Regions from separate parts of the Homo sapiens genome. Here region 2 is linked to region 1. A link is a loop called in an ENCODE intact Hi-C map of the cell type or tissue named here. Cell type or tissue: gastrocnemius medialis. All regions are shown on one strand. Each heading gives the region's core, and the rest is flanking DNA. Links, peaks and the distances in the headings are about the cores only.

The links. Peaks named below come from ENCODE experiments on the same cell type or tissue, not always from the same donor. Only the 100,000 strongest peaks of a DNase experiment are listed, where the experiment ranks them.
Region 2: it touches region 1 in a loop (3.0-fold over the local background); 3 of 110 quality-filtered maps call a loop at or near these places.

What each region holds. Positions count from the first base shown.
Region 1 is chr3:124,074,671-124,083,004 of GRCh38, reverse strand. The region is part of intron 1 of KALRN (kalirin RhoGEF kinase); the gene reads right to left. Among named protein-coding and RNA genes, the nearest start is that of KALRN, 45 kb to the right of the region's middle. In gastrocnemius medialis, for the core only: a CTCF peak has its summit at 3,471 (motif pointing right); no DNase peak of the experiment used is centred there; H3K27ac peaks cover 1,219 bases.
Region 2 is chr3:124,242,964-124,251,297 of GRCh38, reverse strand. All of the region lies in intron 3 of KALRN (kalirin RhoGEF kinase), which reads right to left. Among named protein-coding and RNA genes, the nearest start is that of MIR5002, 110 kb to the right of the region's middle. RefSeq lists an enhancer at 2,262-3,461. In gastrocnemius medialis, for the core only: CTCF peaks have their summits at 3,903 and 4,103 (motif pointing right); DNase peaks (open chromatin) are centred at 2,405 and 2,694; H3K27ac peaks cover 5,098 bases.

The DNA.
Region 1 (8,334 bases), core at 268-8,267:
CCTGCCCAAGGCAGGAGGTCAACCAAGTACCAGAAGGAAGGGGTGCTCTCAGAGAGGAATACAGGTTTACCTAGGATAGGTCTGTTTAACTGGAAACAAGCAGCAGAAGCTTTGATTCTGTTTATCATGCCTGCATGTGAAGAATTAATGTAGCTTTGCACTGATGAAAAATAAAAGGTGGACTCTTCTTTATAAGGGTGGTTTATTTACCCAAGCATCAGTCTAACTCTTTCAAGAGAAACACTGGTTAGTTCATTGCGTTCATGTTGTCTGCATACTATTTTTACCACACTGTAAACTCCTCTGAACCGAAGTCATTGTTTGTCATGATCATATAGTTTATATCCCACCCCACTGCTGCCTTCCATAAGCACCGAGCACCTAACATAGTGCCCAGAGTAAAGGGACACTGCAGATTGCAAAAGGGGCACAATTCACTCATTTGGTATCACTTCCCTTCTGCATTCCTCACTATGTTTTTTAGGTTTGTTAGAGGAGTATTTGTTGTTTCTTCTAATTTTCTGAAGCAGAACTGGCACCACCACCACCTCACCCCCCAAATAAAGCCAGCTGTGGGATTCTGGAGAAGAATTACTTGGTTGTAGCTTTGCCAGAGCCTTCCATAGCTCAGGCCCATTGAAGGAAAAAATAGGAAACAGAATTTCTACTTACAGTAAGAAAAAGTTGGAGCAACTTTTCCCTTGGAGATTACATCAAAGATACTTGAGGTTATGTTTTCCATACTAGTTGCCCTAAAAATGAGGAAACACAAGAACTTTTCCTCAATGAAGAATCTAAGCCTGGCTACCTACAGAAGGGCAATGGTGCTGCCAAACCCCAGCCCGGGAAGCCATGCAGCCTGATGCAATTGCAGCTGGGCATCCAGGGACAGCTACACTGCCTCCATGCTCCACCACCTACCCAGAACCCCTGGACCACAGTCTCATCTTCACTACCATTTTGAGGGTCATCTGTGGCATGTCTTATAACAAATTTCTAAGCTAGATAAAAGTAAGTTAGAAATTAACCTGCTTATCATTTCTATTCTTTTTATGATGATGCAAAGTAAGCCAGTAAGGCTGTGACTCAGGGAAAGTCCTTTAACCATGTTTACAGAGACAACTTTGTGAGGATGACTACATGTCAATGCACACATACATGCACTAAGCCTGTGGATGTCTGTGTGAGTATACCGCTGTTTTTTGTTTGTTTGTTTTTGAAGTTGTTTTTTGTTTGCTTGTTTTTTCTGAGACAGGGCCTCATTCTGTCACCCAGGCTGGAGTGCAGTGGCTTGATCTTGGCTCACTTTCAGGCTCAAGGGATCCTCCCACCTCGGCCTCCTGAGTAGCTGGACTACAGGTGTGTGCCACCACATCCAGCTAATTTTTGTATTTTTAGTAGAAACAACATCTCCCTATGTTGCCCAGCCTGGTCTTGAACTCCTAGGTTCAAGCGATCTGCCTGTTTCAGCCTCCCAAAGAGCTGGGATTACAGGCGTGAGCCACTGTGCCCGGCCCCTTTACCTCTTTTATGTTTTGATAGGGTGGGACAAATTAGCCTGAATAACATTAGAAATATAACCCATGAGCTTTTCACTAAAGCAGCTATGTCTCAGCCATCAGACAGTTTCCCTGGGAGACCAACTAGACTGAGAACATATAGGTAAGACAGGCAACTGGGAGTGGACAGCTTATTTTTTCTTGATATCTTTGAGACTGAATACACTCTTGCATGGAGGTACATAAACACATTGCTCATTAAAGTGTTACCAGGATCTATTTTAAATAACAGATGCCCAGGAGCAACGTGTGCCGTTCTCATTTCCCTCCATGACAGTCCCGCTACAGTAGACAGGAGAATGTCATAGAAGGTGAGTCTGGATTTCTGCTAAGCCTTTTACAAATGTCCTCCATGAAACTCTTGTATATGAGATGGTAAAAAATGAATGGGATGAGCGTATAGTTGGGTAGAATTGCTGTAGATAAACTGCATGGACCAAAGTGTTTGTTAGGAGCATACAGTGAGCTTTAGGTGGAATGCAGGTCTCTGGTAATGGCCACAGAGCTCCTCCCTTAATTGTTGTGTTTGACTTTTAAAACAATCGTTTCCTTAGATCAGGAGATCAAAGATATGCTTATACTATGGGCAAAACTGGTATAGTGGGCTTAATATTATAATAGATGATCAAAATCAAGACATAAAATTATCTGGGCAGATTCGAACACTAGGTCAAAATTAACAAGGGCAAATTTCATGTCTGAGATCTACATTTTAAAATAAACATATATGTATCACTCACCCAGTCTTTTGTATCTACCCTAGAGAAGCACTTGTACATGTGTACAAGGAGACGCTGTTTATGATGATTTTAAACACCAGAAATAATCGAAGAATTGCTAAGAAAACTATGGAATATCCACACTGTGAAATACACTATGCAGAAGATTTCCAGGACATGCTGCATGCAGAAAACTTGCAAAATGATATGTTAACCTCAAACACACATACACAATTTACACATTTCTGATGATATCTATCTATCTATCTATGTAAATGCACAGAAAGATCTGGAAGGACCCCTAATAACTAATACCAGGATCTACCTCCAAAGAGAAACTGAGTTGGTATGGAGTTCAAAAAGGCTTTGGCTTTACGAGTAACCTCTGAAATTTAGAATGTATTTGTGTTAAACTTGTGTCATTAAGCTTTCTTTCTAAAGTACAGCCTTGCTTTTAGCTTTTTAAAAAAAAGTTTTACAGTGTGGGAAAGGATACAAATTCTTGGGCTTTCAGTTACCACAAACCTAAGAGGAGTCAGCATTGTGGAAAGGCTACAGAAAGCTAACTCATACTATACAGAAGGTGTTAGAAGTTTCGTGTTCAGACAGCCTGCAAGTACTAGAGTTCACTAACCTGATCTTGTCTGGAACAATGGGTTGGATCCAATTCTGGCAGCAGGAACACTGGCAACATAGAATGCAACTAGAGGAAAGAAATGCTATGGGGATTCTGAGAAGCATGACATCAGAATAATAAATATGGAACTATGACTGTTTAACCTGAAGACAAAAAGATTATGGGGAAACAAACACGTTCCTGCAAATATTTGAAAGCTTATTATATAGATGAATCACTAAACTTGTGAGTTTTTTCCAGAGGTAAACATGAAGACAAATAAATACAAGTGACTTTTCTATTTAAAAATAAATAAAAAGAAAAAACATTCTAACTAACAAGAATGAAAGACAAAATAGCCTGTCAGGCCAGATCATGAGCTCTCTGTCATTGGAGGCATTCAACTAAAATACTTATATAAAAAGACGTTGGGTTTTATTAGAAGAAAAACTATGTAATCTTTAATATCTCCAACAACTCTATGTTCTATGATTCCATATTTTGACTGCAGAATCAATTTTCAATCAATGTAGTCTCATCAATTCCAAATCCCACAGGTGGTATACTCTACCACCAGGTGGCAGTAGATGTCTTGGGCTCTGGGTCCTAAATGTTAGGTGTGGTTAAAAAGCAGCACAGTTTAATACCTTTAAAAATAAAATAATAAAATAAGAGAACAGAGTACAAGCATTAAGCCAAAAAAGTAATCCCTTTTAAAGAAACATGTAAGTATCATTCATAATCTTTCTGATTATCCATCACAATGATTCTTAATCCATTTGTCTTCCTCTTGTACATTTCTTTTGTACAGGGTCTACGGAGACCCCTTATCTTCTGTGGCCTCCTCTCTCTGGTATCAAGTTTCCTGACTTGTATACAGTTCCTCATCCCCACGTCTGTCCTTGATGCAAAAATCCCCTCTGCTTCCTCTGCAGCTGCAGATCATGTTTGCTACTACAGTCTCTCTTCCCGACCCAAGAAGAACTATCTGTAGGGTCAGAAAAACACCCCAGCCTCTTCCTGCTTCTAGCCTTCCTGCTCTGTATCCACACAGCTGAAGCCACAAAACAAGCAAGCAACAAACAAAAACAGAATAGGCCCCACCCTGACAGCATGAAAGTATATGATTATCTTTTCCCAGATAGAAGAGAATAATCTTCCACCCAGCTCTTAAAAGAGAAAACTTTCTGTCTCCAGCCACAGCTGTTGGCTTGGTAAAAGTTGAATACAATCAACAACCCTTGTCCCAGTCCCTAGAAACCTTCAAATGTTAACAACTGCCTTGGTTGAGAGTGAGAGATCACTTCAGAAAACCTAGTACTAAGGAAGTATTTCTGTAAGTGCTTGCGAGTAAATGCAAATAAAACAAGATTTTTTAAACTGAGACTTAAAGCAATTTTACTATGTACCTGAGTCAAGGTTCTACTCATCTTTCTAGTCTCAGGTGGAAGACCTCTTCTTCCAGCAAGCCCTCGAGATGTTAGGACTATGTTTGTTGTCTCTGCTATGTGCTCCCATATCCTCCTCAGTGTCTCCCGTCACAGCCCTGTACCTCCCCAGCCACAGCCCTGTACCTGCCCTGTCACCATCCTTACCACATGCATTATGGCCACTCTACCAGCCTGTTTCCCCATTACACGACAGGGCCTAGACTGTACCTGATGCATTTACCACTGAGCCCCTAAACACAGTAGGACCCAATAAATATCCATGAGGCTATTATAAATACATTATCAATTAACTAATTCATATGGAACCCAAGTCTAGGCAGCTGTTTCACTGAGGTAAATATCCATTCCACAAACACTTTGTGTCTCTTATGCTAGTATAGTACAGAATGAGTCAGACCCAGGTCCTGCCCTCAAACAACATACAGTTGAGTAAGGAAGTCAAGACAAGTACACAAATACCTACAGCACAAAATATATAAAGGAGCACCACAAAAAGATGAATATTAGAGGATGGAAAAACAGGAGCAAAGGCACAGAGATCACCAAGTAGTTCAAGTCACTGGAGCTAAGCCTATGGGACAGGTAATACCGGGGCCAGAGCGTAGAGGTCCTTGAATAATACCTTTGAGTAGTCGGTATATGCCAGGCTAACTGCTTTACATTCATGATCTCATTTATTCGTTGAAACAATTCTATGTAAAACCCCCTATCACAAAGAAGCAAACGGGTCCACAGAAGTCAAGAAAACTGCCCATGATGTCACAGTTGATAAGTGGCAGAGCTGGGATGCACACCCAGGCCAGCCTTATGACCATGGCAGCAATGCTGTGGTGCTCTGGAGCCTGGGATGCCAAGTTAAGGAGTTGCTACTTTATCCAATGGGAGCTACTTTGAGCAGGAGCATGCCAAGGTTCAAAGACTGTGCTTGGGAAGACGTATCAGACGGTAATGGGGAGAATAGATTGGGAGTCAGGTTTGAAGCCTATTGCAATAGTACCAATGTTGTATCATTAAACTTCTGAACTGGAGAGTGGCGGTAGAACTGGCAAGGGGATTCAGAGCTGAGAAGTTCCAGAGGAAGAGCGGGGACAATTAAGGATGATCCCAAGCTATGCACCTGAATGACTGGAAGGATGCGGATTTGGAAGTGGCCCTGCATATGTGCATGCCATGGGAAAGAGTAGGAATGAATGAGTGGCCCTGCATATGTGCATGGCATGGGAAAGAGTAGGAATGAAGAGTAGGAATGAATGGCCTTAAGTCCTCAGGAGCCCCAAACCAGGGGGCAGCCTAAATCCTCTCCACTCTTTTCCTCTCCCTAAGCATTGCTGCTACCTGCAAAAGCTTCCTGACTTCCCTGAGCCTTCCCACCCATCTGGGGCATCTGAGCTCAGCAACTCACAAAAGCAGAGGGATAATAATGCGACATGAGACATCACACAACCATGTCCACCCAGGTCTACTCTCCTCTGGCCAGCCTGACCCAGCGCAGACAATGTCTGGTCCCAAACCAGCACCAAGAAGTGGAATAGCAGCAGACAGGAGTTAGAGGCCACAGGTAGTGATTCTGACTCCTTCACTGACTCCCTGTAACCTTGGACCAGAAGCTTAACTTCTCTGGATCTGTTTCCTAATCTGTAAACCGAGGAGTTTGAACCAGAATCAGAAGCTGCAAACTAGGGGCACACAGGACAAACTCATCTTGTGAATGGACTCTGACCAACACAATGTCTTTTAATTAGCTTCAACATTTAAAAACTGGGCCACTTCACAAAGAAAGTGCATATTTGCCGCTGTTCTTGAAGCAGGAAGGTCTGGCAACATGGAGCCCACATTCCTACATGGCATCAATCAGCTGGGGCTGAGTGGCTGCTGGGACACCACCCTCCAGTTTGCCACAGTCCCCACCACCCCTACTGTCCCTGATTGCTGCCACTCATCATCTATACATGGGTCATTATGATCTTTTATGCTAATGGTCTGGCCCCTGTAGGGAACTGAGTTCACAACCTCTAGAGAAAATGATCTAAAATATCATCATTGCAAGACTCAGGAGTTGGGGACATTAAACAGAAGCACAGAGGAGTTGGGAGTGATTTTCCCTCAATGGAAGATGCGGGCTCCTCCGAGGAGCAAGGGCTTGCTACAGCGGATGAAGGTTCATTAACACGTGTGTCAGGCCTGCCCACCGCCCCACACCACACCCTCAACAAGGCACAAGGCCAGATGACATCAGCCTTGGACACAGTCAGAGAAGCCCCATCATGAAGCAATTTGCTTCCCCAGCCACTCTAATTTAACAATTAGCTTAACAACTCTGGTCAGGCACTTGCTGCTGGAGTGGAGAAATGATCCTGATCAGCAGAAGCTTCAGCCTAGAAGCTTTAGGAACTCCCTTCCTATCCCCCCACCCTAGCTGCCCTTGCTTCCCTTGGGTCTGCATCTCCTGCTCACACAGATAGATATTCTAAATATCTCCAAAGAGGTTTCACCTTCTCCTTGAGCTTCCCAATTGGGCTCCTTAGAAACTTTCCAGCAAAATTAGTTTCTCCTGCTGCCACTTCAGCCCATTCTCTTAGTCTGTCCTGCAGAGATTCTGGCCTCATCGCAGGAAGCACGTCAGGCCAGTAGCGAGATGGCGTGTGGAAGGAAGCCTGCACATAGGCCACACGCAGAGACAGGGGTATACTCACAAGGCTGGCGACCTTGGGCCGTCCTTGGTGCAGATCCTGACTCAGAGCACAAGCCTCAGAAACAGAGTTTGCCCTGACTCAGACAGCATGCTCAGCTCCGCATCTGCATTGCCAAAAGGCCTCTTGGTAAGAATGCACAATACTCCCTCTCTACAGCTTGTGCTGCTCCTGCCTCAAGCTGCACCCCAAACCCGAATGCCAAATTTCAGAGAAAGAGAGCGAGATTATTAAGGGGACGTCAAAAGGAAAACTTTATAAAGTCACAGTCTATTATTTTTAAATACAGTATTAGAATTCCAGGATAGATGGGGTGAAGCCAGCACCTAAAATAGCAGACCCTCAAGAAAGCAAACATCCCTGCATGACCAGATAGAGATTTCACAGAGAACCTGGAGAAAGAAATGGCTCATAAAAATGGAACAACAACCAGGAAACTAATCAGACCAAAAATAAACCTGAGAGATGCCAATGCCAAGGTCAACCCCAAAGGTTATTTTGTTCCAATGGGGCCAAATCAGTGGAACCAGTTGATGATACTCTTAGTACAAGTGGTGTCCTCAAGAATGAAAATCCTTCCCAACTTGCCCTCCTTGATGGACAGGAGCGAGGTCAGGGTTGAAACTGCAGTGAGGGCATGAGAACCCGACTGACAAATGAAGTGTAAATAAATCACCAGAACCATATGGCACCCACCTGGGAGTCCTAAAGGAATTCAAGGGTGAAATTGTGGCGAGGCTGCCCAAAATGTGTAACCTCTGATTACAAAGTCACTCATGCTCTAGAACTGGCAGAGTGCCCATGTAGCCTCCATTCATATGAAAGGATCCAGGGAGAATTCTAATTTTCATACCAGGAAAGTAGGCAGGACATAGCTTAAGAATAGGACTACTGAGCATGCAAGCAAGCATGATCTATCAAAGAAAAAGACAGTATGGCTCTTACAAAAGCAAAGCTTGTTTGTAATAGTTTTTCAGAGAGTAAATATGAATGCGAACTAATAAAAATCTGTCCATTTACATAAATTTAATTTACATAAAATTTCCAAGATACTATAGTAAAAAGCTTTTTAAAATTGAATAACAATGCAACAGGAAAAACACTTTTTCAGTAAACTACTTGGAGGCCAGAAACAAAATGAAAAAATATACTGACATGTCTCCAAATTAAAGAAAGTTTAAAAGTGGGGTTCATAAGCCATCATGACACTAGAACTTGTCTTATATAACATTCTTATAATCTGTAGGAGGGAGCTAACGTGAGGTACTCTATGGAGCTACACTTTTCCAGGCAGGAGAA
Region 2 (8,334 bases), core at 121-8,120, 170 kb before region 1:
AGCTCCCAAAGAGAGCTCCGGGAATGGCGGGGGTGACAGCAGGATCAGGCAAATGCACGCAGTCTTCCAAAGGATGTACACCTTGGAGGGACCAGCATGAGGCAGCTGCATAAACCCTGATGGGTTTGTCAATCAGTAAGGTCATTTTACAGCCTTACAGGCTCTGAAACACAACTCCTGTTCACCAAAGGAAGAGACCCACTTTCTGAATCAGAGTGGCTTGGGAGCACAGCATTTGTTTGGAAGGAGCTACTCTTAGCCAAGAGAAGACATGAAAACTGTGAAAGCACAAGAACCATTGCTCCTAGAGTCTGGTCTAGCTGGCTAGGGAGAGAAGGTGGCAAAGGGGTGGGTTCAGATGGGAGTGGGATGGAAACTGACATCCATTTCAGGACAGCAGCTTCCTGCCCTATTTCCCACCCTCCCTCACAGAGCTGTTCATCCCTTCCTTCTGGGCCATTCAGAACATGCAGCAGAAATGAAATGGAAACCAAAGCACTACAGGGAAAGAAAGAACTGGAAACCAAAACCCACATAGCCCTCCCATTTTCCGCAGCCCTCCTCAGACAACCCCCAAGGTACTCTCTTCTGGCCTTCTCTACCCTCTCCTTCTTTCCCGCTCCCCACTCCCCTTAGTCAGGCTATATGAAAAACAATTCATCTTTTAACTTTAAAAAATATCATTATGATCATAGCACATATATCTGTGACAAAGACTGTGACCTGTCTAAGCACAGTGCCTCAGCCACCCCACTGTAAGACACAAGGAGCCTTTCTAAAACGTGGAGTAAGAGAAGAGAGCTGAGGGGACTCAAGAGAAATGGCAACAGTGCAGCCATGGGCTGCCTCCCACTCAGGTGCTGCACCCGACCTGTCCAGGAGACAGAGCAGCAACTCTCCCAGGCTTGGCCTACTACCATGCCATCACCACTCCTCATTCTCTTGTCACACCCCCACCTCTCCCTGCCCTCTCACAGGAACCCCCACACACTCTCCAGCTGGGCTCTGGTTTCCTGGCAGGCCAGGTGGAATCCTCATTAATAAACCACATGTTTCCTCCAGGAAACAGTCCTTGCTGTGGCTTGCACACACCTCCTCTCCTTCCCTCCTCCTCTTTCTCCTTAAGTAGCAGTCACATTCTTGAAAGCCCAGTGCTCTTTGCCTGCAGCACGCAGACACATGCACAACCATCCCCACCAACACACAATGCAACACGCCACACAAAGCCACCCCCCCCAGGCCATGCCCACTGGGTTTTACCAACCAGTGCAGGAGCTCTATTTCCTGCAGGGCAGGCGGCTGTTACCCTCTAGCTAGCCTGCCTTCCCTCTGACACACAGCCAGGGTTGCCCTGGCAGAGGGGACTGATGAGATCCCCATGGTTTACATGGAGGAAAAACCTTGTGATGGCTCAGACACTAGTGGGAACCTGGGAATTACAAGGGAGGTCAAAGAGCTGGAGTCGGGGAGCCCTGTGGGAGGTGAAGGCTTGCATGTTTGGATCTTGAAATGGAACAGGGAGGACCAAGGGCTCCAGGTCTTTGCTCCAAATCAGAATAAACTAGGCTGCCCCCATGCATAACTAGCTCAGAAGCTCAGGAAGCTCACATATAGGGTGGAAGAATCCCTCCACATATGACTTCATAGAGGCCCTTATCCTGTGCATGCTGCTCTAGGCACCCTGCTGTCCCACAGGCAGGGTCTATGTTAGGGGGCAGTGTATGTATGATTGCAGCAAGCTCAGGACTGGTACCCTAGCCAGCTGGAGGACCCTGAGCCCATGACTGGACCCCTTTAGACAGCATTCTACTCTTTTTAAAAGAAAGAGTTGGCCTGGCAGACCTCTACAGCTTCTTCCTGCCTTTAAGCTCCAGAATTCCAATTCATCTATTTCCTTTACAATCCAGGTCAGATTTTTACCACCAGTAAATTATGTCTGATTACGTCCATTTAACTGACATGCTTGTGTGGCTGCTGCCTTGGAAGCTTTCAGTTTTTGTCTTCTCCTGTGGATTCTGAAACCTTAACCAGACCACAAACCTCCTGAAGGCAAGAACTGGGTCCCTCCCCCATTCCCCACCCCATTAATCTGCAAATTCAGCCAAGAGATCATTTGACCATTCCCTCTGAGTTTGTGTGTATGTAAGAACTAAACAAGTGTCCTGTGTATCCACAGAATTAAATCTGAACCAATGTGCAATCTTCCCAATGCAGCACTCCTTCATAGTCAGAGCTGCAAGAGGGTGAGGAATGGTCTTGCTTTCCTCCAAGTTCAAAACAGGGAGTTTCTCTTCAGCCAATGAGGGTGAAGCCTGAATTTCCTGCAAAGGAAAACAGCTTATGGTCTGGAGATCCAGGACATTCTCTTCCTGTGTAGGGAACCAGGGTGGAGTGCATCACAGGACAAGGTTCAGACCTTGTCTCAGGCACCAGGCCAAAACCTGGCACATGCATTACTAGCGATGGAAACAGATAAAATTCCAGCTCCGGACAGAACAGTCTGGGAGATGCAAGGGAGAAAAATGTACTGATTTTAGAGTTTTTTAGTAGCTCTCAAAACCAAGGCTGGTCCTCACTTGACCTAGAACAAATGGGAAATGCAGAGAGGAAGGAGGCTCTGAGAGAAAAGGAAAGAGGGGCCAGGGCCATCAGGACACATGCTTGAATTACGTCAGTAAATTATCCGAAAAACATTCATCCTTGCTGAGTCACCATGGCTGACAAAGTGCTCCCATCTAAGTTCCAGGAGAAATGGGGCTGGCTGTCATACTTGCTTAATTTAGAAACAAGAATATAGCTCCTTGGTGAGACTGAGTCCACTGCTAGTTCCCTCGCAGGTACATCCATGCTCCGTCCCCTGGCAGAAGGCTCTGCCCCACTCTGCCACAGTGCCAGTCCACCCACCTCTGGCCTGGGTAACCCCCTGTGGTCACAGCCCCGGACAGAGGAAAGAGAACCTCCTGAAGGAAACCTCAGTCTGGCCTCAGGTACTTCATGTCTGAAATAGAGATCCCGGCATTGGCCCTAAGGAGTATGGGGGGGGTGAAGCCCTCTCCTTTTTCCTTGGGGAGCCTCCAGTCTAATTGAATTCAGCCAGTTTGCAAGGTGGTGCTCCACACCCTCAGGGGCAAGAAACAAAACCAACCATTCCAACCTGCAAGAGGTTCACCACCTATCAGAGAGAAAGTTGTGTGGTTTCTCTCAGGACACTCAGATCTCATAGAAGGGATGGGACTCACCCCCATTATATGAGTTTTCCAGATTCAAAAATCTTTAAATGCTGTTCAAATCACTTGTTTTGTTTAGGTAATGCTGGACTTTTGAGAACAAAATTCTGAATAAATCTTTTTTTCTAAAGCAATCTAAGAAAACATGAGATGGGGTGGAGAAGGCGAGGGGGAGACTTTTTTTTTTCAATACAAGTGACAGAGGCAAACTGGTACAGAAATCTTCTGCAACTGATGAGTGCCTACACCCAAGCTAAATTCTCTGCAACAGAAACCCTAGATAGTTTTGTTTTTCTTGTACTCATCTTCCATGTTGAGAGAAAGAAAATATTGTCTGGAAAGGAAGGTCTGAAAAGACAAATTATCTTCAATGTTTTATCTTCAATGTTTGTGGCTGATGAAAAAGGTCAGGGGGACAGTGGGAGCTCCAAGAGATAAGTTCGCTTGGGGCACTGCAACTTCAGATCTACCAAAGATGAAGGCAAAACCAACAGGAATGTTTTTTGTTAGTGTTTTAGTTTTTTTAAATTTGATTTTATTTTAAAAAGAATTATTATAGAAACACCACACTATTTATATCCCCAAAATAGCATTATTATAAAATTCCCAGTTTCAACATAGCAGGTGAAACATTTTCACAAACATTATTTTATCTATCATTTACTACAGTTCTTTGAGAAAGATTGTATCAAACTCACTTGTAGTTGAAGAAGAGTAATCCTTGCTTATTGGTTGCTTAAATTTCAGTGTTTCAATAAAATTTTAAACAGTAAAGCTTGGAAAATCCCAGATTTAATGAGGAGAGAACCAGAATAGAACCATTGGAGCCTCTGACAAAACCCATCTATGTCTTCTTGGGCAACTGAGCTCAGGTACTCTACCACTTGGTGGCAGCACACCTAAACTGCCAGAAGAGTGTACAATAAAGGCAGTCTCTACAAAACTGAAGTGTCGTAACATAGAGTGTCCGTATCAAATATATGCCTGAAAACATACTCAACCCCAAACATCAGTGAAGGGCACATAATCAGACTTAACCAATGATAAGTAAAGAGAGAAATAGAAAACACAGTGAAAATGATATGTAATGGGGGAAAGAGAAACAGCCCCAAATCTGGATCCCCATAACTGAAAAACACATCCTTTTCCCCAGATGCTAGGCTGTCTCTCCAGCATCTATATTCAGGGAACTCTCTTATTTTCAATATTCCAGCCAAATGAATCCCAGCTAAATTTAACTCATCCTGATTACCTACCACAAACTCCAGAAACACCTGAATGCATTGGATCTTATTTCACCTGACATTGAAGTTGACCTAATCAAGGTGACACCAGACACTTCAGCTTCCTAATCAGCCTGCTCTTGGTGAGCCATAGACAACAGTAGCCTAAAAGAGAAATTAAATGACCACATCTAGGCTTTCCAGGCTCATTCAACATTGCTGCCCAGAAAGGCCTTTCTCCATAAAAGGCAGATAAGGACACCAGTTCTGATAAACACAAAAGAGGTTAACCACTTTAAGCCATGCCAGAACTGACTACACAACCAGCCAAGGAGCTGAAACACATCCAGAGGCAAAACTAAAGAATCACCAAGGGCAAAAAAAAACAAGCAAGCCCTTTTTAGATTTCATATCAGATCCTAACTTTAATGTGCGCTCCCTGTTAAGGGGCCATATTAGTTTAGGAAAGTAAAAGGAATCCTTGCCTGGGAGGCCCTGCAGAGCAGGCCCTGTGACCAATCCCTTTAGTCTTTCCAAAGTCAGGATAAGGTTTAGGTACACAATATATGGCCCTAAGTTAGGGTCATTGATGATGGTGATAAGAATGTTTGCACAATGGTGCCTGGGCAATGGTGAGCAAATAAATTTAGGGAAATGCAAAGAATAGGAAATCTCATTGGAAAACAGTACGGAGGTTTCTCAAAAAGTAAAAATAAAACTACCATATGATCCAGCGATCCCATGTCTAGGTATATGGCCAAAAGAAAGGAAATCATAATGGAGTACTAGTCAGCCAATAAAAAGAATGAGATCTTGTCATTTGCATGACCATGGATGGAACTGAAGGACATTATGTTAAGTGAAATAAGCCAGGCACAGAAAGACAAACATTGCAAGTCATACTGGGAGTATAAATTGATAAATTTGGAAATAAATTTGGTGAGTTGTCCCACCAGCTTTAAAAAAAGGTTCATAAAATAAGTAATCTGATTAAAACATGGGCAAAAGATCCGAATAGACATTTCTCAAAAGAAGATATACAAAATGGCCAACAGGTACATGAAAAACATACTCAACATCACTAATCATCAGTGAAATGCAACTCAAAACCATATAAGATATCATCTCACCTCATTTAGAATGGCTACTAAAAAAAAACAAAAAACAACAACAATGACAAAAAAAAACAGAAAATAACAGATGCTGAGGTGGATGCAGAAAAAGGGAAACACTCATACACTGTTGGTGGGAATGTAAGTTAGTACAGCAACTACAGAAAACAGTACAGAGGTTTCTCAAAAAAATAAATATAAAATTACCGTATGATCCAGCAATCCCACTGCTGGGTATGTAGCCAAAAGAAAGGAAATCTGTGTATCAAAAAGATACCTGCACTCCCATGTTTACTGCAGCACTATTCACAATAGCCAAGACATGGAATCAACCTTACTGTCCATCAACAGATGAATGGATAAAGAAAATGTGATATAAATACACAACGGAGTACTCTTCAGCCATAAAAAGAATGAAATCTTATCATTTGCAGCAACATGGATGGAACTGAAGGACATTATGTTCAGTGAAATAAGCCAGGTACAGAAAGGCAAATATTGTGTGTTCTCACTCATATGTGGGAGCTAGAAAAAAACAACTCACACAGGTAGTAAATACAATGATGATTACCAGACGCTGGGAAGAGAAGGGAGAAGGAACAAAGAGGGTGATTAATAGGTACAAAATACAGTTACATAGAAGGAATAAGATCTAGTGTTTGATAGCACAGTAGAGTGACTCTAGTTAACAATAATTTATAATATATTTCAAAATAGCTATAAGAGAAGATTTGGAATGTTTCCAACAAAAAAAATGATAAATTTCTGAGATGATGGAAATCTCAATGCCTCTGATTTGACCACTGCACATTGTATACATCTATCAAAATATCATATGCACCCTATAAATATGTACATTATGTATCAATTTTTAAAAAGCAAAAAAAAATTATATATGTAACAACTAAAAAAAGCCCATGATTGCTACAGATTTATCTCGAAGAAACCACTTAAGATACAGACAAAGGTTTACATAAAAAGATTTTTACTGAGGGTTACTTACAACACTGAACTTCTGGAAACGACTTAGATGCCCAGTGATATGGTTAATTAAATATGATGCATCCCAAGACACACTATTACACATGAAAAGTTTTTAATGTTATGAAAATATTCCTATAGTATAATGCTAACTGGAATAAAGCAAGCAGCAAAACTGAAGAAACAATACAGTCCATTTCTGTTTTTAAAAAGCTCTAGGCCAGGCGCGGTCGCTCACGCCTGTAATCCTAGCACTTTGGGAGGCTGAGGTGTGTGGATCACTTGAGGTCAGGAGTTCCAGACCAGCCTGCCCAACATAGTGAAACCCCATCTCTACTAAAAATACAAAAATTAGCTGGACGTGTGGTGGGCACTTGTCATCCCAGCTACTTGTGAGGCTGAGGCAAGAGGATCGCTTGAACCAAGGAGGCGGAGGTTGCAGTGAGCCAAGATCACGCCATTGCACTCCAGCCTGGGTGACAAGAGTGAAACTCCGTCTCAAAAAAACAAACCTCTAAAAAAAGATAGGAAGGAAATATGTTAATATATTGTTATTATCTCTAGGTGGTGCAGTTACAAGAGCTTTAAAAAACTCTTAAAATATTTTTTCTGCACTTACTTTCTCCAGTAAAAGAAATATCTTTCTAATTTAAAAATATAGGCCAAAACTTTGTCACACTGTTAGGCACATATATTCATTCATTACGTATTAGAAGTGAAGTGTTACTGACCTATGGCTGTAACTGCTATCACTACTAGCTCTAATCCTAAACTTAAGCATAACCCTAACCCTAACTTTGAAAAAGCAGTGCTAGGGACAATAAAGGACAAGTGACAAAAGAAGGTCCCTACTTTCAAGCAAGGGAAGGGAAAGAAACTGCCAGTTGTTGTCAGCCCCTTCTGTGAGCTAAATAATGGGCTAGGCATTTTACATGTGTTATCTCACAGAATCCTCACTACCATTGTGTTTGGTAATATCTTTATGCCTATTTTATAGGTAAGAAAATTTTTAGCAAGCATGCGCATTTCACCTCCCAGAGGGGAGGATTCTGGGGTTCATTCTTCCTGGACTGGAATACCCTACATAATTTCCAGGTGTCAGCATTTTTCCCTGCAGCCCATTCTTTCTCTGCTATTGTTCCACTCCCACCAAGTCAATGCTGATGCCCAAAGCCCCTTCTGAGAGTATACATGGAATATGCATGTGAAGGAGACTCACTACCCTCACTTATTAGGAATTCTTTTGTCCAGTGCTGGGTGGGTCCTTGATTTATCGCTACAGGCACTTACTGGTTCCTGGAATAACCAGGGCTGCTTCTCATAGTTACTTCATGACCAAGTGGTTTCCGCCTCTGATTGCTCCAGTTATTGTTCTCCAGGGAATCACAAATGTGTCTCTCCGCATTTGAAGCATGATAGCCAGCTCTTCCCCACTCCCTACAACCTGTCCCTGTTCACAGCGTTTCCATGAGCCCCTGTAGTCCCTTAGCCCCACATGGACTGTGCAGGCCCCACAGACCTGCCAAGTCCTACAATGGTGGCATGGCCATGGAAATGAAGGAGCCTCAAAATGTGCATTAACTGAGCACTAATTCCAGAATTGTACTTCTGACACTACAGCAATGCCAATATAGAAACAGACAGGCAGGTGGGTGAAGGAAACATCTCGGACTCAAGGAAAATGAACAAGATGATCATCGCTAGAATACGATAGAGACTACCCCACCAATGTAGGCATTAAGCTCGGGGTCCCTGCTACTGATAGTCTTTCATTAATCTCTTTAAATAGTT